7 separate regions of the Mus musculus genome follow, and all the other regions are linked to region 7. Evidence: chromatin contacts called from ENCODE Hi-C data. All regions are on one chromosome and are shown on one strand. Each heading gives the region's core, a stretch centred on a gene start or an enhancer-like site at or near the end of the contact. The rest is flanking DNA. Distances are from core to core; before and after follow the strand shown.

Region 1 (3,529 bases), core at 682-3,181, about 87 Mb before region 7:
CGTAGGACAGCCATATGTCACGTGACTACATTCAGTGATACAAGTGCGGGCATCTACATGACCGTTAGGGTATTCTGGTAACAAATGGCACAGATAAGCACAGGCAACCAGAACCAGCACCTCCACCTAAGCTTGAGTGATCAGTGGGGTCCCAGAGGCTGTGCTGGCAGAGGGATGGCCAAGGGCATGATTGATAAGGCTTTGCTCCAATGTTAGCTGTGTTATATCAACTGTGTTTCTTTTATTATTTTTGTGTTTATTTCCATAAATACCTAAATTGTTAGTGAGATACTAACATTTCATTGATTACAGAGTTTCAATGACCCTCTTAGTCGTTCTCCCCCAAGACATTCTGTGTTCAAAAATATGATGGTTTATATATGTGACACATAGAAAATACCATCCAGAGCGTCTGGCCAAGAATGTGCCCATCAGAAGCCTTGAAGACAGCATGACAGGTGTAGGGCTGGCCAGGGTTTCTAGGGAAGGTGGACACAAGAGTCTTGAGCCCTCTTCTACATAGTCCTGCCCACCAGCCTCCACTAGGGGAATCTTCCCCAGCTTCCATTTTCCAGGGAAAGCCTGAGCCATCTGAAATTCCTTTCACAAAGAAACACACCTGGCCCATACAGGTGGACAGGTACCTTGTGCTGTGTATCATCTAGGACCCAGTGTAGGTAATATCTGAGTAGAAAGGTCTTGTGTAAAGAATGCTCAGAGCACACACGAGCACAGAAGAGCCTTCACCCACTCAGTGCATGGCCTTCCCAGGGCTGGACATAAAAACACACAGATGTGTGTACACCACACAGTACTCTAAGCCACCAGTCTCACGTCAAAGTCCCTCCAAAGTTTCAGATGCTAGATGGCAAGACAGTAAACAAATAGGAACAGCTCTTCAGAGCTACTAGCATAGAAAGTCTCCATGGACATCAGTTTGTTGTGAGAGCAACAGTGGCTCTGAGGTGGCTGATAATTCTCTGGAGCAGTGAGACGGTTGGGACAGAGGCGTGTGACCTTTAATCCCTGCCTTGGTGAGGGTGCCTTCCATTTACACCAGGCCGCTCTCTCGCCTCCTCAGTGGGGCCTGCGGGCTCTGCCACTAGCCTGTGACATGTTAGATAAGGACTTTTTCTTCTTGGTGTCCACACTCTACTAGTGGGCTGCCTTTGACTCAACCCTGTGCTTGCTGATTATCTCCACAAACAGAGTGCCACAGACTAACACGTTAGTTTGGAATTTTCCTCATTCTTCTAGGATATTCTCTTTCATCTGTTCTCTTCATTCAAAAAAACTGAGTTGTAGAGGTTTCTAAATGTGCCCTTTTTAAGTATTAATATATATAAATATATTCTCTGTTTCAGTAGTCTACTTTTGTTGCTTGTTTGCTTGATTTTATCTCAGTCCTAACACTAGATTTTTATTAAAATGTAAGGAAATCTTATTGTGGTTTTTATTCTCGCTGTTTAAATACAAGAGAAAAAGAACTGAGTGGCCTACCAGAAGTATCAAGAGTTCCTAGATTTTAGGATCAAATAGCAGATAGAGTCAAATATGCAGGGCACAGTTGAGCAGCCCCTCTCATCCCACAAGACTAAGGTAGCCGTCATACTCTTCTGTGGAGAGTAGGAATACAGAGCTCAAACTCTCATTTTATGTTCAAGAAAAGCTGTGTAAATACATGTATACATGCCTGTGTGTGAGAAGACACATGTGTGCATGTGTCTCTTGTATTTTTGCATCTGTATAGGTCTAATGGCATGTTTGCTGTTGTTCCATCTTGTGTGTGCATGCCTATTCTGTGACAGTATCTGTGCATGGGCCTATATTTGTGTGTCTGTGTGCATGTGTGTATTGTGTGTGACCCAAGCTCTCTGCTAAACCCTCTGCATCATTCCCTAATCTTACTTCCCTTTCTGTCAGTTCTCCATAACTCTTTGATTTCAGTTGGGCTGGTGTCTTGAGCAGCTTCCTCTTTTCCTGCATTCCTATATTTCAGTGTTCACCCTCGTTCCTCTTCACAAGCTCTTACCATACAGCCAAGAGGATGTGGAAACCCAGTTACAATATGTCACACAACACAGTGTCACAATCACCAAGCATGTCCCCACCTCCTGGGGATAGTGATCAGGATGGGATAGGAGAGGCAGGGAGGGACATGGACAGAATAGAGAAGTTTGGCTCTGGGAAGCCCAGGACTTCCTGGTGCGTAGCTGCTATGCCAGATGCATGGTGAGCAAAGTAGACCATTCCATCATTTTCTACAATGGCAGTTGGGGTTCACACATCTGCCTTGGGGCTAGGGCCTCCCCGTCATTGCCTCATAATCCTGCTTTTCCTCCAAAATGCCTGTTCTGTTTGGCTCCCAACTTCCCTATTTCTGCCTGTTGGGTGTTATGGTCTCCTCCCCTCCTTGGAAGTTTCTCCATCCCAAAGCCAGTTCCTACCACGTGACCAGCTGAACAAGCACCTCAGACAGTTCCTCTTGTCTGGGAACTCCAGCTTCCATAGGGCCATAGGATGGCTCCCAGCCTATTATCTCCCCCAGCCCTGTGGATTTCAGAACACTGTCTCCATAACTCTGAGTAGGCAGAGGATCACCTACATGCCCAATACAGGTCTCTTCCCACATACGTGACTTCTAATGAGCCCCCCTAGGAACCCAGGGCCCATGGTCCATTTCTGCTGGTACTCCATGATGGCTCTTGGGCAGTGGGTATGTGTGTGCTGTATCTTATAGTACTGCCAAGCTAAATGCTCCTGAGCCAGAGACATCTTTCTCCTACAATGTTCTCCAGTGACACCCTGGGGGTTAGAAGCATATTTCTAGAATGGCTGCATTCCTCCAATGATGTGTTTGGCTTGTTGGAAAGGCCTTGTTTCAAAATCTATTAGAAGCAGAAAGTTTATTTAAAACAAAACATGTCAGGATTTAGGGAATTATCTGGGAGGAACTGGCTATGAGGTCCCATAAACGTGGGGTGCATCCATAGCTTGCTGAGTCTCACTAGTAACCCTGGGCAGCTCTGTTGTCTGTGAGTCTTACTTCTGTCTCTGGTAAGATTGGGGAGGGCAGTATTTATAAGGGTTGCTCCAGGAATTAAACAAGTAAATGCATGGTAGATGTTCAACACAGCTCCCTCACCTAACGAAAGCTCGCAAGCTACTATGGGGACTGTGGGGGAACCAGTAGCCTTGACCTAGATGCTAAGTGCTTAATACGTCTGATTTTAACTGGGAAGAGCACATAGCTTAAACTACTCATTTCTATACATTTCCCAATAAAGTTCTATTGAATCATACAATGAAAAAAAACAGGAAAGAAGAAAGAAATTCTCTCATTTCAAAGAAATGCTAATAAGGACAGGACTTTTTGCAATGGCCTGGTGGTAAGAAATGGCTGGTCCCTACTAGGAAAAACATGGTATTTGAAGGTTCTTCCCAGGAGATGTGACATTTTGATGAAAGTGCCAGTAAGCTAGGGGTTTCTGAGTAATGAGCTGAGCTCAGAGAAAGGTAATGGCACCTG
Region 2 (3,096 bases), core at 405-2,904, about 90 Mb before region 7:
TAAACAGGATACTTGGCATTTCTTTGCCCATATGCAAAATGGGTGTGATAATCCCACTTCCCTCTTTCTTCCAAGAATCATTGGGTGAGATGAAATAAACAACAGGCAAAGAGTTTAGTACCACTCAGCCAGAGGTCCTTATTGCCCTCTGTCATTCTTTGGGGGGGGGGGGGGCAGTCACCATGACTTTATCGGAGGTCTGGCTTCTTACCAATTGCCCCAGTTAGTTCTCCAGGACCCAGCAAATGCACCCCCTTGTCTGTGCCCCCCTTCCCTCACATAAACACACACACGCACACACACACACACACACACACACTCCAAGTCCTGGCCTAGCCTCCTACAGCTTCCAGCTGCAGCCATCCCCGCCCCCTTCCTGGTCCTCAGCACAGAAAAGCCTTTCTTAATACTTGTTGATTGATTTGCAAATATAACCTCATAGGCCCCAAAGAGGGAAGCAACAAAATCACAAAGACAGTCAAAAATCTCTTTTAACAGGCAAAAAACTAAAAGCACTTTTAAAAAGTATTCATATGAACAGACCAAAGCCTCAAGGAAATACATCAATATGTCAAAAGGGTTAGCTCTGATGGGGTACACATTATTACTATAGTAGCTCCTGTATTCTTGGTTTGGGGTGTCGTTTTGAAGCTCTATACAGTGGAGCAGAAGGCACAACTCAAGAAACAAAATTTGGAGTGGGCTGTGACAAAGCCGAGGGCGTTCCAATCAGTTGTGGTCACCCTAGATAGTGCGGTCTGCTGGCCCCAAGCCCTGGAGGGAACTTTTTGTGTTCAGTCACGCTAGAGAGTCGGGATCACCTGCTGGCACCGGCCAGAATGCCAGTTGGGGAAGGAAGGGGTTCGGGGTCTCTTTTTGCGGCATAGACTCTCAAATCGATCCAAGCAAACGTCCCCAGGGGCAGAACACAGAACTACACAGAAACCCCGGGGCCCAGGACCCTCCCTCCTACTTGTCAGCTACAGTGCCCGCGTGCCAGGAGACACGTGCCACAGGTGGCCCCCAGGCCTGTGCCTGCACTCGTACTCCTCCGAATAGTGGGAAAAGGCGGGATGAGACCCCTGGCTCCCAAGCAACCGAAAGGAAAGGAAAAGAGGCACACAGCTCACTTGCCTGGAAAAGGCGGGAGTAAAGTCCTGAGAAGTCTCATTGCAGCCCCAAGCGGCTCCTCCGTCTTCTCTTCCCTAACTGTCTCAGGGAGCAAAGTCCGCAGGGCCGGGGCGGCGATAGTGTGGTTCCGCCCCCGCCCTCCTAGCTAGGCGCCGGGCGCCGCGACCAGGACCCTGCCGGCCCCGGAGCTCCGGCCCGCGTCGGCCCGAGGACCTGGCTGAGCCCCAGACTCCCGATCGCCGCAGACCCCCTGGTCGTCCTCAGTCCTGGATCCCAAGCGCCCTTCCCGGGTGCCCCCGCGCCTTGTCCCTACACCCTCAACTGTCTCCGCGCCCAGGTTTGGTGTCTGCTCGGCTGCAACCCAGTTCCAAGACCCCGAACGCCCAGGCTCTGGAACCTGAGCGGGGGCCCCAAACAAAGAGTGTGGCGGCGTGTGGCTGCCCCTGCCCTGCTCCCGACCCTGGTACCTGGGCGAACCCGCAGCGCGGTCCGGCGGGGCGATGGCCGAAGCGAAGCTGGGCTCCGAGCTGCTCGCGGGCGGGCCCGTCCTCCTGGCTGGCCGCCCGCGCCCGCGGCAGGGCCCCCTCGAGGCGGCTCCGGCAATCGCTACGGACCGCCCGCGCACCGGAGCCCTGCCGGTCACCTGGTCTCATCTTCCTAACAATGTCCTGCGTTTCCAGGTGCTGGACACCCGCCCCCCGCACTCACCCCCTCGGGTTCCTGACCCAAGGGATGAGCTCTTTAAAATACCCTCCCACTTCGCTGGCCTCCCTAAATACCTCGGGGGCCCCAGTATTCTATAGGCTCAACAGTTCCATGTCTACGTAAGTGCACCTGGGGAGGGAGGTTCGAGTCCCATTCCTGCAAAACCAGTTTATTGTTTCATCCAGTGTGTCTAAGTGCTGTTTCTGCCAGGAGGAAGTCCTACAATACCCTCCAGTGACTTATTATCCCGTGGGGCTCTACGTGTATCAAGCAGCAGTCTCTAAGACAGCCCAGGATGCTCCAACAGCCCCTTCAACATCCAGAATTCACCAGGCAGGAGGAGATGATGGTGCTGGGTAGAAGTCCCTTGACTTCTTAAAGTGAACCTAGCAGGAGAGAATACGGTTGAGGCTGGCAGGAACACAGGAGAAAGAAGATCTCCTGAACAGCCTTTCTCAGATGAGGACAGAGCAAGATTTCTTAAGAGATCCCCAAGATTCGGATAGCTGGGCCTCTGTGTCCATTTTCTCATTGCGATCTCCAGGGAATGATGGCATGCCATTGCATGGTCTTTCAAACACGTCTGCATAAATGAGATGGAATTTCCATCAGTTTCTAGTGGACACCAGCAGCCCTTAATATCTCTGATTCCACTCCGGGAAAACACTCCAGGTAGCTTTAAAAGAGGGTAGAAATTGTATCTATCTGCTCGGTGCAGCCACTGTCTGAGGTTACCAAAACCTGTTCAATTCTTGCCATATTGTGCCTTCAAGAAAAAGCCAGGCTTGCCAGGAATGGTGGAGAAGCTGAGCTAGGAAAGTAATATCTGGTGGATCTGTTTACAGCGCAGCCTTCACAAACACTGAGGTGAGGCCCTGGATCCTAGGCCAGGCTAGAGGCCGGGCCACACCCTGTTTCCTCTCCCCCAGGTTTGGGAAGGCTATGCCTATCTCTGAGAAATGGAGACATTGGGAGAAGGAGATGTTGCCTGAGGCAAAAGCTTCCCCAGGCCCTGAGCCCCAGGCCCTAAGGAATGAAACAAGCATTTCCCTAGCCTCTGGGAGTCCCACGGGTCATGGGTGAGGAACAGGATGCTTGTAAAGGAGCCTTTAGAGGGGATAGGGAGGAGGTCACAGTCATTCTGCTAGAAAGGGGGACAAGGCAGGAACTGTTCCTTTGCCTTTGACCTGGTAAGAAAACACCCCCAAAATCTTAACTTGACATAGGTAAACCAAGTGGTGGGGATCAGAGCACTGTAAG
Region 3 (3,187 bases), core at 584-3,083, about 86 Mb before region 7:
CTTCCCACAGGTTGAGAAGCACTGCCAAAGTCACTAGGGTATTTCACATTTTCACTAAATGCACACAAGAGTTCCAATTTATCTACATGTTTGGCATTTTGTTCTCTCCTTTCTGTTTTTTTATCATTGTCCTCCCAGTAAGTGTGAGTTCATGCTGAGGCTTTACTGATTCTCCTGTTCCTAATGTTAGTGCTACAGAACAGCTGTCCATGAACTTGCTGTTCCTCTGTATATTTTCTTTGAAACAAGTCTATCAGTTCCATTGCAATTGTTTTATTGTTACTCTGTTGTTGCTGAATTGTAAATTATCTAAATATTCTAAATGCTAATTCCTTGTCAGGTATATTCTTCTCAAATATCTTTTTGAGTTTTCTAGGCTCCCTCTTCAGTTTGTTAGGTATAAAAAGGAAACATGCCACAGACATTAAAATTACATGAGCTTGGTTGGTGCATAAATCAAAAGTCTGAAAACATGAAGGTCATTTAACTACTTCAAACCCTGAGCAGAGACTACTGAGTTCAGAACAGAAGATTTTATTTTCACAGCCTCCTCCTTTATAAATAAAGATATTAGCTTTTTCACCATTAACTGAATTTACACATGCAAATATTTTATAAAGGCTTCATTAAAATCAAAATATGGATTGTCAGCATGCATGTGAATTTTGTGAATAGACCTATATTTAAACTACAATTCACTATATATACTGCATATAGTTGATGAGTATGTTTTATTTTATTTTTTACATTTCAAATGTTATCCCCTTTCCCGGTTCCTCTCAGCAAACCCCCTATCCCATCGCCCTTTAGCCTGCTTCTGTGAGGGTGCGCCCCCACCCATCTACTCACTCTTGCCTCACTGCCCTAGCATTATTCCTCTACACCGGGGCATCAAGCCTTCAGAGGACCAAGGGCCTCCCCTCCAGAACGTAAGTTTAAGATTAAAAAGTAAAAACCGGGTAACTCAGTGCTTAGGATCAGCTTCTGAAACAGATCATGCCTCCAAGAAAGGAAGTAGGGTGTTTCATACTGCAAGTTTTAAATCCAGATTTGTGTTCTTACACTCACTTTTCCTAATAATGATTATCAAGATAGCTGAAAAAAATCAGGATAATATGTAGATGTAAAGAAGCAAGGGAAATGGAGAGATGCTCAGTGATTACAAACAAGTCTAATTCTTGCAGAGGACTGGAGTTCAATTCCAAAAGCCCATGGAGCATCTACCTGTACTTCCAGTTTCAGGGGACCTGATGGCATCTTTTGGACCCTATAGGAATCTGAACTCATATATACAACCTCATCCTCCACACATGTACACATAATTTAAAAAAAAAAAAAGAAGAATCACTAAAGAGGCAAGATGTGAAGGTAAGAGTAATAACGAAGCGCCAATTTCACATATTTCTTTGTTGGAGTGCTGGATGAGCAAAACCAACGACAAAGTGAGAAAGAATGAGGTGAACAGGAACCCTGGAACAGTGTGCCGGAACACGAAGCACCGCTTCCCTTTTCCGCTGACCATGAAGCTGTTTCCCGCTGGGAAATGGACATTGCACATTTTGCTTTGATTTAGCTGAGAGCCTCGCTAAAATGCCATGCTTTAAGAATGGCTAAAAATAGGTAAGAATCTAATCTCTTTCAAAGCCACATTTGTTTCTTTAACAGCACGTGTCAGAGAGGAAAGGGTCCATAAACAAAAGGTAGATGTCCAGTAGCTAAAATAAGCTGCCGTTTCCTTCCACCGCGCACCCTCAGTATGGCCGCTCTGCTGTTTCCACCAAGGAACTTCCTCTGTGGCCTGTTTTCCCAGGCTCTGCAGTGGAAGGGAGCCGCCCAGGTTCTTAGGGATGTTTGTGTTGGAAAAGCGCCCGTCTTCCACCATGCAGCTGAACACAATGCTGTCTGCCCGCACTTTCTCCATCGCCAGAGAACATCGATGGGAGCCTCCCAAACACTAGAGACATCTCTGCACTTCCACTGACCCAACACTTTTTACAAAGCTGTTCCAGGTTGCCATAAATGTTGTGTTATATTTTCATATTATAGATGTAAATGGAGCCATCACAAGGCTGTCTGTACAAAAATCTGTCACAAGTCTAGATAATTACTTTTGTGCTAGTTTGGCTCATTTACTAAAAGTCAGGCACACTTAATATGTGGAACATTTACAACTTAGTGACACTTCTTTGTAGAATATGAACTCAGTGATAGTATGGCTAGGCCCAAAGAATTACTTATTTTTATTCTCCATTCCTGTCAAGGTTTGTGACGTTTCATAGCATTCTGTATGAGTACATAAACAGAGTTGGAAACTGTGTGGAGTCAATAAGTAAATAAAATCAGCAGCTCAGAACCACAGAACTTTTAAGCTACATTGTTAGATATATTTCTCATGTTTTTGGCTATACATACAGTAATAGGTTTAGAATGTTATGCTTCTAAATATGCTTCGAAAGGTGTTTTTGTACACATCCAAACACTTAGTTTCATTTCTTTAATGCCTTTGATCTTTTGTTAGTTTTCATTATATGTATACATTTAAATATTCCAATAAAAATAATTTTAAAAATAATATGAGTTTAATATGAGCTTCAGAATTCTTAAGCTTATATATCTTTGAAACTAGTAAGCCAAAGATAGTTGCAATAATTTATTTAACATAACTCTCTCAAAAGTCCAGCATCATGCCCATTGATGTTAGGTTTTTGACAAAGGATGCATATGGAGGTAAAATGATTTTTATCCTATTTCTGCCAAGTGTTGGGGTAGTAATTGTATCTCTCAGACACACAGAGTGAGCTGCTGAGGAAGCTGATTGCACTGACAGCAGGAAGAAGCTGTTTCTTAAGGGCTCATGAGTGATGTGAAATGTGGAGAGCGATCTCCCTTCAGCACTTATGAACTTCCTCATCTCTTGAGTTTGACCCTCACATAGCAAACAGGCCTTCCTTGTCAGTGGTGAGTAAGCTCCATTTCAAACATCCCTGAACCCTCTGCATCTCCTGCCAGCCAAGGTCATGTGAAGTCTATTTATCGCATCAGTACAATGTACATTGTCCTTCCCCCTTAGCAATGTAAGAACTGGCAAAGGGTGCAGATAGATCAGAAGCACTCCAGCATGTTTTCCACTCAAAGGACAGTTACACATCTCTGTGACCCAACTAGCGTTACCTCCAATGGCTATATG
Region 4 (3,248 bases), core at 391-2,890, about 87 Mb before region 7:
GCATAACATACCTTTAGCCGGAAGCAGACCAACCCAAGAATGACTTCTGTGCAAATTTCAAAGCGAGGGTCCTGGCGTACCAGTGACTCAAACTCATGAGACAGCTCCACGTGCTGGAAAAAGGGAAGGGAAACTTGCTGTCTTTCTCATCACAACTTTAGCCTAACCCTGGCCACCCAGTACCTTATAGGGCTGCACATCTATTAGTCATTCACATGCGCTGAGCAATGTCCTGCATCCTCACCAGCATTTCCCACATAGGTTGAGAAGAAACTCATCTGCCCTATACCACAAGGATTCCAGCTTCCTCAAAAAAAAAAAAAAAAAAAAAAAACCTCATTTTCTTCTGTCCATGGATCTATGTTTTAACCCCCTTCCGTTTATAATTTTATAATAAACATTATAAAGAAGTAGTTGAAGATTCTAAAAGAAAAAAAGGCCACCTTGACCTCCTCATGATAGCTTTATTAATTTGTAGATAGGAAACTGAGACCCTGCAAGAACAAGTGTCATAGCGTAGGCCTCAGTCATACCTGGGCTCAGCTGAGATTCACATCAGCTGCATCTGATGTGTACACTGGGGTATCACTTCTGCAGTAAATGGGATAGTGATCCCAGCCTGATTCCAACTTACAGACAGGAATCACCCTAACCTGCCACATTCAAGAGCTGTGTCCCCTCTGGTGTGATGGTGTGTGCCTGTAATCACAGCACCTGGAAGATTCTATGAGCCTGAGGCCAACCTGATCGACATACTGAGCCCCAGGCCAACCTGATCGACATACTGAGCCTGAGGCCAACCTGATCGACATACTGAGCCCCAGGCCAACCAAGGCTACATACTGAGACCCTAGCTCCAAAATAATAAAATAATTAAAAGGAAAAAGAAAACGCTATGTGATCGCATTGAATACACCAACTTATTTAATCTCTAGATGTTTAAAGAATTCAAAAACTGATTAAAACCACATATGAACATTTGCTCACTCTCCAAGGGCACACTTAGCTAATTGGAGCCTCCTGGCATCCAGCACTACCTTCCACAAGGCCCATCCTTTAGAGGAGCTGAAGCACACACAGCTTGTTTGGTCATAGATGCCACAGAAGCAATTGTCTCAAGTCTTCCCACCAGAGGGCACCAAAGATTCAGGACTAAAATGCTCTTCAATTAGCTCAAGCCTAGGAACGCCATCTTTGACCATTCCTATGGTCTCCTGTGAAGGCTGGATTGGGGCCTTTCCAGAAAGAGGTGTGGTGTGTCTTTAACCTGGCACAAGCTAATCGCAGTGAGCTGTCCTGAACTGAGAGTCATCACCACCTTTGACTGATAAACCACTTGGGGTTTCTTTCTTATTACACACAAGTTGACTCACCCTCCTTATCCCGTTTGCAATTGGATCAGGGACTATCTAGAAATCTACACACACTCTAGGTTTCTAGTTCTTTCCCCTGTGTAGCTTCTTACACTGCTCAATGTTTGCATACATTTCCTTACAACAGTTTTGTGACCTGGACAGATGCCAGTTTAGAAGAGACACGGGTACTCTTCTAACAACTGCTTTTCTGCATCCTGTCATAGAAGAGGGCCCGAGACACTCAGCCCCTGCCTTTAGCTGCACATCTGGTAATGCAGTGGGACTTAAGGGGAAAGCTGTCACCACCACAGGCTGGAAACCACAGGCATGCTTGCCTCATCAAGATGATGTTGTGGCTTAGAAAGGACTCAGCTGAAGTCACTGGGCCCTCTGCATCTGACTAAATGGGTAGACATGTCCTGGCTCATACTCAGGGCTTAGCCTGGAAACAAACAAACAAACAAAAAAAGTAGGGTAGTAGGACTTAGAATAATAAGCGGCTCCTCAAGCTACTTTAAGGCACATCATAGTGACTGGGTGGCTTATTGGAACCGAAGTTCCATACTGCCCAGAAAGCCTCCTTGAGACAAAAGGACTAGATGGTATCTATCCCAACCAACTCAAAGGTTTTCTTAGTTTGGGAGGTTTGGGTTGTTGTTGCTGCTGTTGTTCGTTTGCTTGCTTGTTTTATTTCATTTTGTTTGGCGGTAGTGGGGGAGAAAAACATTATGCTCTCATTACTAGTATTGCTCCGTCAAAATTACTGCTGGATGGATACGTGGAAAACATTAAATTTACACACTGCTTTTAATTAACTTCCTGGAGCTGATAACCTATATTCTAATGAAAGTGTCTTAGAAGATACATAGAACCAGTTTGTGAGTGCCTTAATCGTAAAGGCCCAAACTACTGCCTGATTCCAACGCTGTGCTTAAGGAAAAAAAAAAAAAAAAAAAAAAAAAAAACGCTCTTTCAGACAACAGCAGATCATGGCTGCTCTCACTCTCTTTCCAGCCTGAACTTTCCAGCCCCGGGCTGGGCCTCCCCTCCCCTCCCCTCCCCTCCCCTCCCCCAGAAGCTCTTTCCTATGTAATCCAGACATTTTGGCCTCTCGCTCCCCCTCACTCCCCCCTCTCTGCATTCTCTCTCCCTGAACGCGCATGCTCTTTCTCGCTTTCTCTTCCCCCTCCCCTCTGTCTCGCTCCTCGTGGCGCCTCGTTCCTTGGGACCAGTGAACTCGCCCCAGAGCTGCTTCCCAAGAAACCTGCCTTTATTCAAACCTGGTTTGAATTGACTCGTTTCACTGGGGGAGAATAACTTATCACATCCATTCCTCTGTCCCCAAAGGCCTGTCCCTTCTAGGAAATTGTCTGTCTCTGCTTGTATATGAAAATTCTGATGCCCTCATGTTTATGAAAGGGCCTCATGATGTACTTTTCAGAGCTTATCCCTGTTGTTAGGCAATGCATGATGGTGTTTGCTTACAAAGACACCTGAATTCGTTTCTGAGTTTCCTACGACCGACCGTTAGAACATTAGATAAACAAAGAAGGCAGTCACCTTTCGGATGTAAGCCTGCAGCCCCTTGACTCCGTACATTCTAAAAACAAACCACATTTTCAAAGAGCGAAATCGTCGCCCCAGTGGGATCTGCCAGTGCTGAAATAAAATATAAAGAACCCGTCAGTGAGAACAGTGCAAACAGCCAGGCTCCTTTTCAGCTTCCCAGTCAGCCGGTTTCTTCTGGAAGCAGCCAGTTTCCTATAGAATGGCCGTTTCCCAGCCGGGAAGGCGTACAACTTGTTGTGTGAGCTGGGGAGAAGAGAGGGAGAAGCTGCCTTCACATCCTGTGGAGATGAGGACAGAAGAAACACTGAACGAGAGGCACTGAAG
Region 5 (3,391 bases), core at 745-3,244, about 87 Mb before region 7:
AGCATCTTCCACATAGATCCTTTTTAACTCTCAAAAGATCCCCTGGGGGAGAATTTATTATTACCCTCAAGTTATGATGAGGAAACAGGCCTGGAAGATGCAAGGCCTAAGATGATATCAGAAAGCCCAGGGTATCTGGACCTGTAGACTTAGAAGAACACACCTTGCAGGGATGACCACGTCTGACTCCATTCCCTAGGACTAGGCAAGCATTTCAAGGGATGTCTGATGTCTAAGGGTGCTTGAGCATCTAAGAACTGGAGATGTCCAAGATCCCTTCCTTACCACCAGTCTAGCCTCGATCACCTTGCACCTTGCAGTTTATGGTTACAGCCTCAGCAAATCCTCTACAGGCAACTCCTAGACACAAGGAAGACAGCCAGAGTTTGGAACACACAAAAAAGATCACAAAGGAAAAGGGAGAGCTTGAAGTAAGACCAGAGGGCAGTTTACAAGTCTGGCCTCCCTGGGCTTGACCCATAAGTTGACTTGGCTTAGGATCTCTGTACCGTGGCACATCTCCAAAAACAAACTGGTAGATGTTGCCTAAACCGTCCAAGAAAACTTTATGTGTTGAAAGGCCTTCTCTCAAGAATAGTAGAGGCCAAGCATGTCATCGAGGTGCATGGGTCCTGTTATGGCAGCCAGGCCACAACTATCTGGACAGCTGTGTCCCCGACCACGCTCAGCTGCCCTGGAGTCACATTTTCTGCCTGTCCCTGTGGCTCACTCCTCCTGCCACCTGGGAAGCCTGTGTCTTCCTTTCCACCAGCACAACCTATCCCTTTGAGGCCCAGAGCCTTCCTCCCAAACACTATAGCTGCCTGCACTCCTCTCAAGGGTACTCCAGAGTTTTATTTTGTGCCTTTCTAAGTGGTTTTGAAAAGTGGTGAGGCAAGGCCACCGCCACCCCCACCCTACCCAGGCAGGGACACCAGGCAGTGTGTATGGAATTAAAGATTCTCCCTCTGTGCTCAGGGTTAACGCCTGTCTGGCCCCCTTCGGGTGTGGCCCAGCTAATCAGAAAGACGATGGGCTCTTTGTAGAGTGTGAGCACCATCAGAGGCTGCAGTCCTGTCTCTACGCAGGCACTCCGTGCCTGACACGCCAGGGAGAGGTCTGCGGCGCCGTGGAGCATGGTGTAGGATTGCCTTGCTCCCACCTCTGTCCATAGACCCCTTCCACGCTGGCGTGTGCACACAGGCCGGGATGGAAGGCGCCATCCTAACTTCTTCTGTGAGCAGGTGGGAGGGAAGAGACGCGAGAGGTATTCCATTGGTTGTCTGGGAAAATGAACTGCACCTTCTCCTCACTCGCACAGGATCAACTTTTCCCACCCCCTAGGGTGGGCATCAGTACCTTGGGGTCTGAGCCCGAACGTGGGAGCCCACGGGTCCCAGTTTCAGGGACTCGGCTGTGCGCTTGCAGCGGTTGCTCTTAGACACCGGGGAAAGTGCCTTACAGTGTCCCGTGTTCCCCGACTGGGCGAGTGAGCCTGTGTCCCGACCGCCCGGCTGTCCCGGCTGTCCCGCGCGTGGCGCTGCGGCAGGGAGGCCCCTCCCCCTCCCCGCCGGCCCCGCACGTGCCGCACCCCTGCGGGTCGAGCGCGGGTCCCGCAGTGGCGCGGTTGAGCCGGACCGGCCCGCGGGCAAAGCGCGGGCCGCCGCATCCCGCGCGGGGCAGCGGCGTGATGCTGCGCTGGAATGAGGAAGCTTGGCGCCAAGGGGAGGGCCCGGGCGCGCTGCGCGCGGGGGTGGCGGCGGCGCGCCGAGCGGGCCCGGCGCGGGCGAGCGGGCTGCAGCCGCCGGCGGCGCCAGCAGGTACGGCCGGTGCCCGCCGCCGCCCGGCTACCCTCGGCGGCCGGGCCCGAGCCCCGTGCGGCTGCAAACTTTGTGTGCGCGGCCCGGCGGGTCGCGGAGTTGCCGTCTGAAGGCGGGACCCGAGGGCGGGCGCGGGACGGGAGGGTGCCTCCCTCTGACCCGCTCAGTGTCCCCGTCAGGGTCCCGAAGCCGCGTGCCGTGCGCGCAGGCCGGGTGGGCTGTGGGACAAGCCGAGCGGGAGGCGAGTCGCAAGCGCCAACCCAAAGTTTGCACGGTGCGGGGCGAGGGGCGCGCGCTCCGGGCTGCCGCAGGTGGCGGCGCGGTGAGCCCGGGCCAGGTGCCCCGGCAGCGGGGCGGCGCTGTCGTGCGGGACAGCCGGGCTGCCAGGGGCTCGGAGCCGGGTCGGAGCCCGCGGGGGGCGGGGAGTGTGGCGAGAAATGGGGAACAATGCGAGTGAGCAACTTGAGGAAGTCATTGTGAAAGAAAGCTGGGAATTGCTCCGCAGCCAACTTAGCAGGGCACTCTAACAAGTGCCTGCGCGGCCGCGCCCGGGCCGGGGACAGGGGCAGCCCGGCGCAGTACAGCCCATCCCGGGACGCTCGGCCGCGGCTGCCGGAGACCCGGTAGGTCCCGCGGGGTGCAGGAGCCCCCAGATCCCCGGCTGCTCTTCGCGCCCCAGGATCATTCTTGGCCCCCAAAGCGCGGCGCACAAATCCACGTGAGTGTTTTCGAATTAAATTTCAGTAGAAAAACTTGGGATAACTGGTGGATTTTTGTTTTTGTTTTTTTCAATTAGGAATAGGAAAGAAAGGAAAGTCATTCGAAATCCATAGTGTCCGTGTCGCTCACGTCTATCTTTTTCTTTCTGAGGACTGTGAGAGCGTTGACTTAGGTCAAAGCCTCTGCCTTTTTAGGCTGGGGCTGCAGGTGCAGACCAGGCCAGTTGAGGCACTTCTGAGTAGCCCGGGGTCCCACGAAGAGAATGTCCTGCTTTTATGTTTAGGTTTATATCGACATATCTATCGAGATTACGGAAGCCAGCGTTTTCAAACTCATGAGTAAAGACTTTCCTTATTTTCGATGCGAGAGCTATTTGCTTTACTGATAAGATCCTGTCTGAGTTTGCTTTGTGCAAAACAAAAATGATCTGAGTATTGAAACACATACTTTTTCTCATCGCACTGTCTGATCACAGGTCATGAGACTATCGCAAGGAGACCCTGTTATCAAATAGGCATCAGGACGCTTGCACATTATTTGAAATGTGCTTTTTAAAATTGCTAAGCATCACTGGTGATTCCCAAGGTATCTTATGAGCCTTCGATTTCCTTCTAATTTGGAAGTGCAGGATATGGCATCTGGTGACCCAAAGGGGCATCAATTCAAAAGGTCTGAGCCAGAAATATTTTCTGTTTTCTTTCGGGCAGGAGCCCACCCAGATTGAATTTTAATGTGCTATTTTGCTCAAGTAACCCACACGTAATTTCTCTCCCTGCTGCAGACAACCTATTTCATCTTTGAGCTGCCTTGTTTTAAACTTACAGAACCAAACTGGTGTTAGGGAAATAGCC
Region 6 (3,099 bases), core at 99-2,598, about 87 Mb before region 7:
GATACTATGATTAGTGATGGAGACACCAGGCAATTTTCACTTCTGGGGGAGTTGATCTCTAAAGGTTCTAGTTGGGCTTCCAGGAGGGTCTGAGTAGGACCAAGTCTACACAAAAACAAGCAGCAAAAGGTTAGAGAGCCTTGCCTTCTAGGGGAATGTCGTTACTCAGAGCATATAGTTATATATTATATACGGCTAGAGTGTTTCATGCCCTTGTGACTCCTCAGAGTTCACCAGAAGCTGTGTGTGCTCACACTTCAAGACTGTCCTGTGTGTCTCCTTGGCTGATTTTAATCTCTAATCTTCAACCATCCCTGTGAGACAGTTCTCAGTAAGTTTTAGAGTCTTTAGCAGCTTATGGGGTCTAAAGGAGTTTGAAGAGTCCTCAGGTTGTAGCTAGTGTCTAAACAAGGGTACTCAGTCGCAAGGACCGCCTTGAGAAGTCTGCAACTTGGATCAACTCCAAACTCCAACAAGAAAGAACTCACAAATGCTCCTTAGAAGCTTCTGTATGGGCTTCTCCTGGTCCTAAGGGGAAGGGAGACAGTACTGACAATGCCTCTGTGTTCTGCATCTTACATGCTTGGCTAAGACCAGCCCCATCATCCAGGCTCTCCAGCACACATACACATGTAGGAGTTATGTGGATGTAGCATGAACACACAACAGCCAGATATAGGGAGTTACATATGTCAGGCACATTACCACTGAGGCCACACCCACCACCTTTTGCTTCTAAAGCCATTGGCCTCCTGTTGCTACTACAATCTATTTTCTAAAAGGATGCCTCATTATGCAGAAGTCAGGCCAGGGTAACCATGGCGTACAACCTCCTTGCAAGCCCCTCTGTCCCTTGGGATGAAGCTGTGGCAGGCCATAGTATACCTATTCCCCTTCCTCAGTGTCCCCATGTGTGTACCTAAGGCTGCCACCTATCCATCTGCTATAACTTATTCTCTCTTTAATAAACGCTGATCGCCTTCCACCCCCAGCAAACAAAAGGCATTGGCTTAGAGACGGTGGGTTACAAAGGCTTAACTATAAGACGCTACCACCAGTTAGTATTATTGCCCTGATGAACACTGGCCATGCATGAAAGGGGTAGGTGTTGGCCTGTTAGCACCCCCAACACTGTCCTAAGAGCAATCCCTGGGTTTGAACTCAAACTGCAAAGTGCATATCGGGCTCTGCCCACAGCACCCGAACCGCCTGCCAGAGGGAGCTGCAGGACAGCAGGGCAGCCTGAGCTGTGCTCATCCAGCACTGTGAGCATTAATGGCAGGGGCCACCTGCTGGCTGTCATCTTCCTGCTCCTGTGGGGAGCCAGATTGAGTTCAGGGATAGCAGCCGTGTAGTCTCTATCTGGCAGAAGACTTCGGTGCTTTAAATCTGATAGCCCTGGGGAATGACATCAGCCGGCTGTTGGCCAGGACATTCAGTCCTTGGCCTGACATCTGAGTCAGAGGACTTCGACTTGCTTGGCTGAGCTTGTGAAGGTCTGCAGCTAACGAGGCCCACAGTACAGCCATACTGCGGATGGCCAGCTAGTTCAGTGTGTTCTCAGCCTGCTGTGTGTGGCTGCCGTTAGCCAGTAATAATCACAGCTGTGCCATAGCTCATAACAGGTGGAGCCAAATCCTGAGTGAATGGCAAGGCTGTGTCCACCCCACTTCTCACGGTTGGTGATTAGCCTCACGGTCCTGGCAGTACAAGCATGTACTACACGCAGTACATGCCTTTCCTACAGCCTATTGTCTGCAAGAACTCCCCTGAGCTGCACTGTGAAGGAAATACTGTTTTACCATTATGAGAACCGTTTTTCTTTCCAATTTTTTGATAGGGGAAAATGAAGGTCAGAATTTAAGACATGCAGCTGTAAGCTCTAAGCTTCCCTGCCGCTTAAGGTCATGGCCAGCCCCCACATCCACCATTGTCTCCTGCTGGCCAGGGAACAATGACCCAAGGGAGAAGAAGTCTTTCCGAAGAAGAGACCACAAGTAAATCAGGGGTTAGGAGAGGTGGGAAACGTGCTTGGCCCACACGAAGTGACAATGAAGCCAAATGCCAAGCAGGTGGCGTGATGTCTGGCACAAGTCGAAGGGCTGAGGTCAGAGAGCTTGCTAGGGACAGCTCCACCCGAGCCTTTACATCCCTGAGGAACAGAGAAGGGTGAGTTTCATGGGCTGATATATCCTTGGTGCCTTAGAAACAGTTCCAAGGCCTGCTGAGTTCCCAGAGCTCGCATCAAAGGTGAAACTTTGGAAACACAGGCATTTCTTCATTTTGCAGCTAAAACAGAATTCTAGTCTCGATGAGAAAGACAAAATGTCCTCATCTAGGGAGGAAGGAGGCAAGCATGAGGCCCAGGAAATTATCTGAAACTGAGTGTTCTTTGTAGAAGTTTAGCTTGAAAGCATTGATTTGCTAAATCAATATGAACAGCTATGTGCTCCTTACTGATGGGCATGTCTGAGAAATTTATCATTCCACAAGGCAGTCATTGGGAAAGCTTTGTTTTGCTTGTACACATCTCAGAAGTAACACATGGCATTCTAACTGGTGTTTACCCTCACTGAAAATGTCACACTGCATAGCACAGCACAATAAATTATGCCTGTCTATCTTTCCTTTGTTTCTTTTGAAACACAACTCTGACTGTCCTGGGACTCACTCTGTAGACCAGGCTGACCTCAAACTCAGAAATCCGCCTGCCTCTGCTTTTCAAGTGCTGGGATTAAAGACATGCATCAACATTTTCTGGCTTACAGTAATTTATTTTCTTTTAAAAAAACAAAGATACTTTAAAGTGGGTGTGACTAAAGACTGGATTCAAGCACAAACAATTCATGCTGTGTGTATGTCACGCATGCAACAGGACCTTCAAGTGGGGGTAGTTGTTCCAAATGTTGAAGAGCTTAGTTTCCTTAATATGGCCACCATATCCTAAACATTATATTAGCACAAAGTGCTTGGACACTTTCTCCCTTTCATAATATATTGGTGTTGTTAAGCTTAGCCGTTGTTTAGTTAACTCAAACTCTGAGTTTGTGAATTTAAGCCAATGGGGTTACATTGTTGTAAATATAACACGAGATATGC
Region 7 (3,105 bases), core at 580-3,079:
TGGAGAGAGATCTGCATGGAGGAAGGACGCCAAGAGAAGCTGATGCCAGGTCAGAGGAAAGAACCGATCGGGAGACTTGGGGCTTTCAGGAAAAACAGACTCCCGTGTGACTGTGCTCAGCTGCTGCTCCACAGATCTTTCAAAGACGAATGAGACAAGAAACCTTGGTCATCACACGCCAGAGGAAGGCACACTCTAGGAAGAGACTTCCAAATGTCTGACCGAGGTAATGGTTGGTTGGGCCACCTTTGCAGAGCTAATTAAGGTGTTCACACAACCTCTGGACTATATATACAAGATTTCAGATGCCCTACATTGTAGTGGTTTAAAGAAACAGAGACAGAAAACTAGGGGGAAAGGAAAAACAGATTTGTATAACACAAATACCACACTTCTGCACTTGTACTGTCATATAACAAAACCATCCCACACACCCAAGAACCCAACTCCACCTTTCCTAAGGGGGATGGGCACCTGACAGCAAACAGGAGCTAGAGCTGTCTGTCTAAGATGCTGATAGCTGTGCCAGGTGAGAAGTGGAAGGGAATGGAGGAAAGAAAAGGGGTGAAGGATGGGGACCAGAGAGGCAGAACAAAGTGTGGAAGGATTCTGAGAAAGTAAAGTAATAAAGTTTTAAAGATATTTTTGCAGAGTGTGAGACTCTTTCCTCACTCCTACCAGTCCCTAAGGAAATCTCCAGGAAACTGCTTCTTCATATGGCCTTGCAGTAAATCACATAAATTGTAATTTAGAGACCTGCCTGTGTGTGTAGAATCCTCTTTTAAGTGATTTCCAAGGAGCAACTTTAATAAGATAATGGGGGCTGGAGAGATGGCTCAGAGGTTAAGAGCACTGACTGCTCCTCCAGAGGTCCTGAATTCAAATCCCAGCAACCACATGGTGGCTCACAACCATCAGTAATAGAATATGTAGTCCTCTTCTGGTATGTCTGAAGAGAGCAGCAGTGCACTAACATGAGAGAGAGAGAGAGAGAGAGAGAGAGAGAGAGAGAGAGAGAGAGAGAGAGAGAGAGAGAGAGAGAGAGAAAGTTCCTGAATGACCTACAGGGAGACAGCTGAACGCCCACAGCATACATCCTGGGCTGTCCGTCATCTCACCGCTGAGATCCACCTCTGCCTGTGTGTGAGCATATATTCCATATACTTAGAGATGCTTCCAAATTATAGAAGGCCATATGAGCTCACTCTATCCTGCCTCCTCAGACTTCTGTGCATACTGGTACCAAGTTATGCATGTGTAGCCAAGGCACATATACACATAGAGAGAGGTAAGAATCAGCAGGCTGATGCATACAAAGTTGAAGGGCAGATTTTCAGCTGCTCTGCTGCCTGTAGTCCCTGAACATACAGGATTTCTTATCACTTATCATTTCCACAAGGCCTCAGATGAATGGCAGGTGCTTCCAGATGACATCAGGGCAGTGATCCACCCTGTATCACCCCTGCACACAATTACACGCATGCATGAGTACACACACACACACTCACATGCACACTCACACACAAATAAGCATAAGTGCATACACACACGCACACAGCCAATTCCCACTGCCTCCCTTCCTCCCCAGTCTATAAGCAAACTTTCAGTCCCCCTTCTTTCTGTCTCAGCCCCAGCAACACAGACACCTGCCTGGCATCTTTTTACCCACCCCCACAGGACCTGAGGCGGGGCACTTCAAACAGGTTGATGCTGTTCTCCTGGAAGTGGAACAAAAAGGGGTGGGGTCATTGTGGGAGGCGGGGTCTGTGGGAGCTTACATCCCCGCCTCCATGGAGGCATAAAGCAGCCAGTCCTGATAAAGGACAGCCAGTCATTCCCTCACCCTATAGACAGAACGAGCTCTGGTTCCTCACCACACACCAGCTGCCAGACAGGATCCAGCATCACCCTTCCCTGGTAAGATCAATGATGGCTGAGGAGGCAGGGGGACATTCTGGGGAACCAGGGGAAGGTTGGGGCCAAATGGGCATGGGATTTCTTATCCTTTATCATGGCCATAAATCTCCCTGCATTTTACTGGGGGTAGGACTCATAGTAGGCCTTAGAGAGAAGAGAGGCAGCCCTTTGAGTGCCACTCTGGTGAAGGGTAGGTCCTTCTAGGTACACTCAGTTGGTCTCTGGAGGGACATAGGCCATCCCAACCCTTCCAGGAACAAGGGCTGGAAAGTATATTGTAGATGGCAGGATGGCCCCAACATCTCTGTGTGCTCCTTCCTGTTTCCCTGCCTCTGTCAAGTACTACAGAAAGGTGAGGCCCATGGAGGCTAGCTGATGTGTCTGATCTCTTCCACCCACCAGGAAAACCTGGGTGTGTCTCCTGGATCCCCAGGTGAGATACCTCGACTTCAAAGACAGAGTCCTAAACTGTCAAACTTGTGATCCTTGCAGGCCCCACATCCTCTTGGTCCCTCTCCCTCCAGCATGTCTCCCAGGACCAAGCTCACTCTTTCTATCCTTGTTTCTACCAGACATGGTGCTGATGCTGTAGAGGTGACTCAGGCCCATTTCCTGCCCTCAGGAAAGTCACAGTTGAGTAGGCAAGGCAGTCAGGTGAACAGATGGATGGTAACAAGATGAATTAGCAGGTGTTTCAGAAGTGGATATACAAGATGCCTTGGGAATGCAGGCAGAGTCACCAAAATGCCCAAAGGAGTAAAGGGGTGAGCAGGTGACATGAGTTGAGTCTTTTTTTTTCCTTCTTACTCCAGTCCTGCTTGCTCAGAGTCCAAAGATTGATTGATTGATTGATTGATTGATTGATTGATTATAAGTACACTGTAGCTCAGATCTCATTATGGATGGTTGTGAGCCACCACGTGGTTGCTGGGATTTGAACTCAGGACCTCCAGAAGAGCAGTCTGTGCTCTTAACTGCTGAGCCATCTCTCCAGTCCTTCAGTTGAGTCTTATAGGACAAATACGAATTCTTTCTATTGGAAAGGGGATATATCGTAAGCAGAACTAACAAAGGCAAAGAAGTAGTTGGGAGAGAGGAACTAGGAAATTTGCCCACTTATACTGGTGTTGCTAGGAGGTGGGTGGGAAGGAAATGGAGGGTGCAAACAAGTGTAGCCTTGCCAAGGAA

The links. A loop is a pair of places that touch in the nucleus more often than their neighbours do.
Region 1: a loop to region 7 is called in a map of T-helper 17 cell, with 20 times the contacts of the local background. The contact joins the enhancer-like site here to the promoter of Gsdma in region 7. A Hi-C loop is called at or near these places in 4 of 37 maps with a recorded cell type or tissue (T-helper 1 cell, T-helper 17 cell and regulatory T cell).
Region 2: a map of regulatory T cell shows a loop between it and region 7 (34-fold over the local background). The contact joins the promoter of Tns3 here to the promoter of Gsdma in region 7. A Hi-C loop is called at or near these places in 2 of 37 maps with a recorded cell type or tissue (T-helper 17 cell and regulatory T cell).
Region 3: a loop to region 7 is called in a map of T-helper 1 cell, with 17 times the contacts of the local background. The contact joins the enhancer-like site here to the promoter of Gsdma in region 7. A Hi-C loop is called at or near these places in 2 of 37 maps with a recorded cell type or tissue (T-helper 1 cell and T-helper 17 cell).
Region 4: a map of regulatory T cell shows a loop between it and region 7 (26-fold over the local background). The contact joins the enhancer-like site here to the promoter of Gsdma in region 7. A Hi-C loop is called at or near these places in 2 of 37 maps with a recorded cell type or tissue (T-helper 1 cell and regulatory T cell).
Region 5: a map of regulatory T cell shows a loop between it and region 7 (20-fold over the local background). The contact joins the promoter of Ikzf1 here to the promoter of Gsdma in region 7. A Hi-C loop is called at or near these places in 2 of 37 maps with a recorded cell type or tissue (T-helper 1 cell and regulatory T cell).
Region 6: a map of T-helper 2 cell shows a loop between it and region 7 (12-fold over the local background). The contact joins the enhancer-like site here to the promoter of Gsdma in region 7. A Hi-C loop is called at or near these places in 2 of 37 maps with a recorded cell type or tissue (T-helper 17 cell and T-helper 2 cell).

Annotation. Positions count from the first base shown.
Region 1 is chr11:11,728,305-11,731,833 of GRCm38, forward strand. All of the region lies in intron 3 of Ikzf1 (IKAROS family zinc finger 1), which reads left to right. Among named protein-coding and RNA genes, the nearest start is that of Ikzf1, 44 kb to the left of the region's middle. Within about 2 kb of position 1,932, at least 1 of the 3 ENCODE cell types and tissues checked has a DNase peak (open chromatin) inside an H3K27ac peak, as active enhancers do.
Region 2 is chr11:8,662,881-8,665,976 of GRCm38, forward strand. It overlaps Tns3 (tensin 3), which reads right to left and starts at 1,655. Exons shown (of 31, transcript NM_001083587.1): 1 at 1,599-1,655.
Region 3 is chr11:12,334,567-12,337,753 of GRCm38, forward strand. All of the region lies in intron 7 of Cobl (cordon-bleu WH2 repeat), which reads right to left. The region is part of intron 4 of Gm12002 (a long non-coding RNA gene); the gene reads left to right. Among named protein-coding and RNA genes, the nearest start is that of Gm12002, 22 kb to the left of the region's middle. Within about 2 kb of position 1,834, at least 1 of the 3 ENCODE cell types and tissues checked has a DNase peak (open chromatin) inside an H3K27ac peak, as active enhancers do.
Region 4 is chr11:11,819,280-11,822,527 of GRCm38, forward strand. It overlaps Ddc (dopa decarboxylase), which reads right to left. Exons shown (of 15, transcript NM_001190448.1): 12 at 2,916-3,014; 13 at 12-113. Among named protein-coding and RNA genes, the nearest start is that of Fignl1, 12 kb to the left of the region's middle. Within about 2 kb of position 1,641, at least 2 of the 3 ENCODE cell types and tissues checked have a DNase peak (open chromatin) inside an H3K27ac peak, as active enhancers do.
Region 5 is chr11:11,683,931-11,687,321 of GRCm38, forward strand. It overlaps Ikzf1 (IKAROS family zinc finger 1), which reads left to right and starts at 1,995. Exons shown (of 8, transcript NM_001025597.2): 1 at 1,995-2,538. Gm11999 (predicted gene 11999) reads right to left here and starts at 1,705. Exons shown (of 4, transcript NR_166812.1): 1 at 1,360-1,705.
Region 6 is chr11:11,843,195-11,846,293 of GRCm38, forward strand. The region is part of intron 7 of Ddc (dopa decarboxylase); the gene reads right to left. Gm51937 (a long non-coding RNA gene) reads left to right here. Exons shown (of 2, transcript XR_003949848.1): 2 at 1-2,621. Among named protein-coding and RNA genes, the nearest start is that of Gm51937, 8.4 kb to the left of the region's middle. Within about 2 kb of position 1,349, at least 2 of the 3 ENCODE cell types and tissues checked have a DNase peak (open chromatin) inside an H3K27ac peak, as active enhancers do.
Region 7 is chr11:98,662,522-98,665,626 of GRCm38, forward strand. It overlaps Gsdma (gasdermin A), which reads left to right and starts at 1,830. Exons shown (of 12, transcript NM_021347.4): 1 at 1,830-1,917.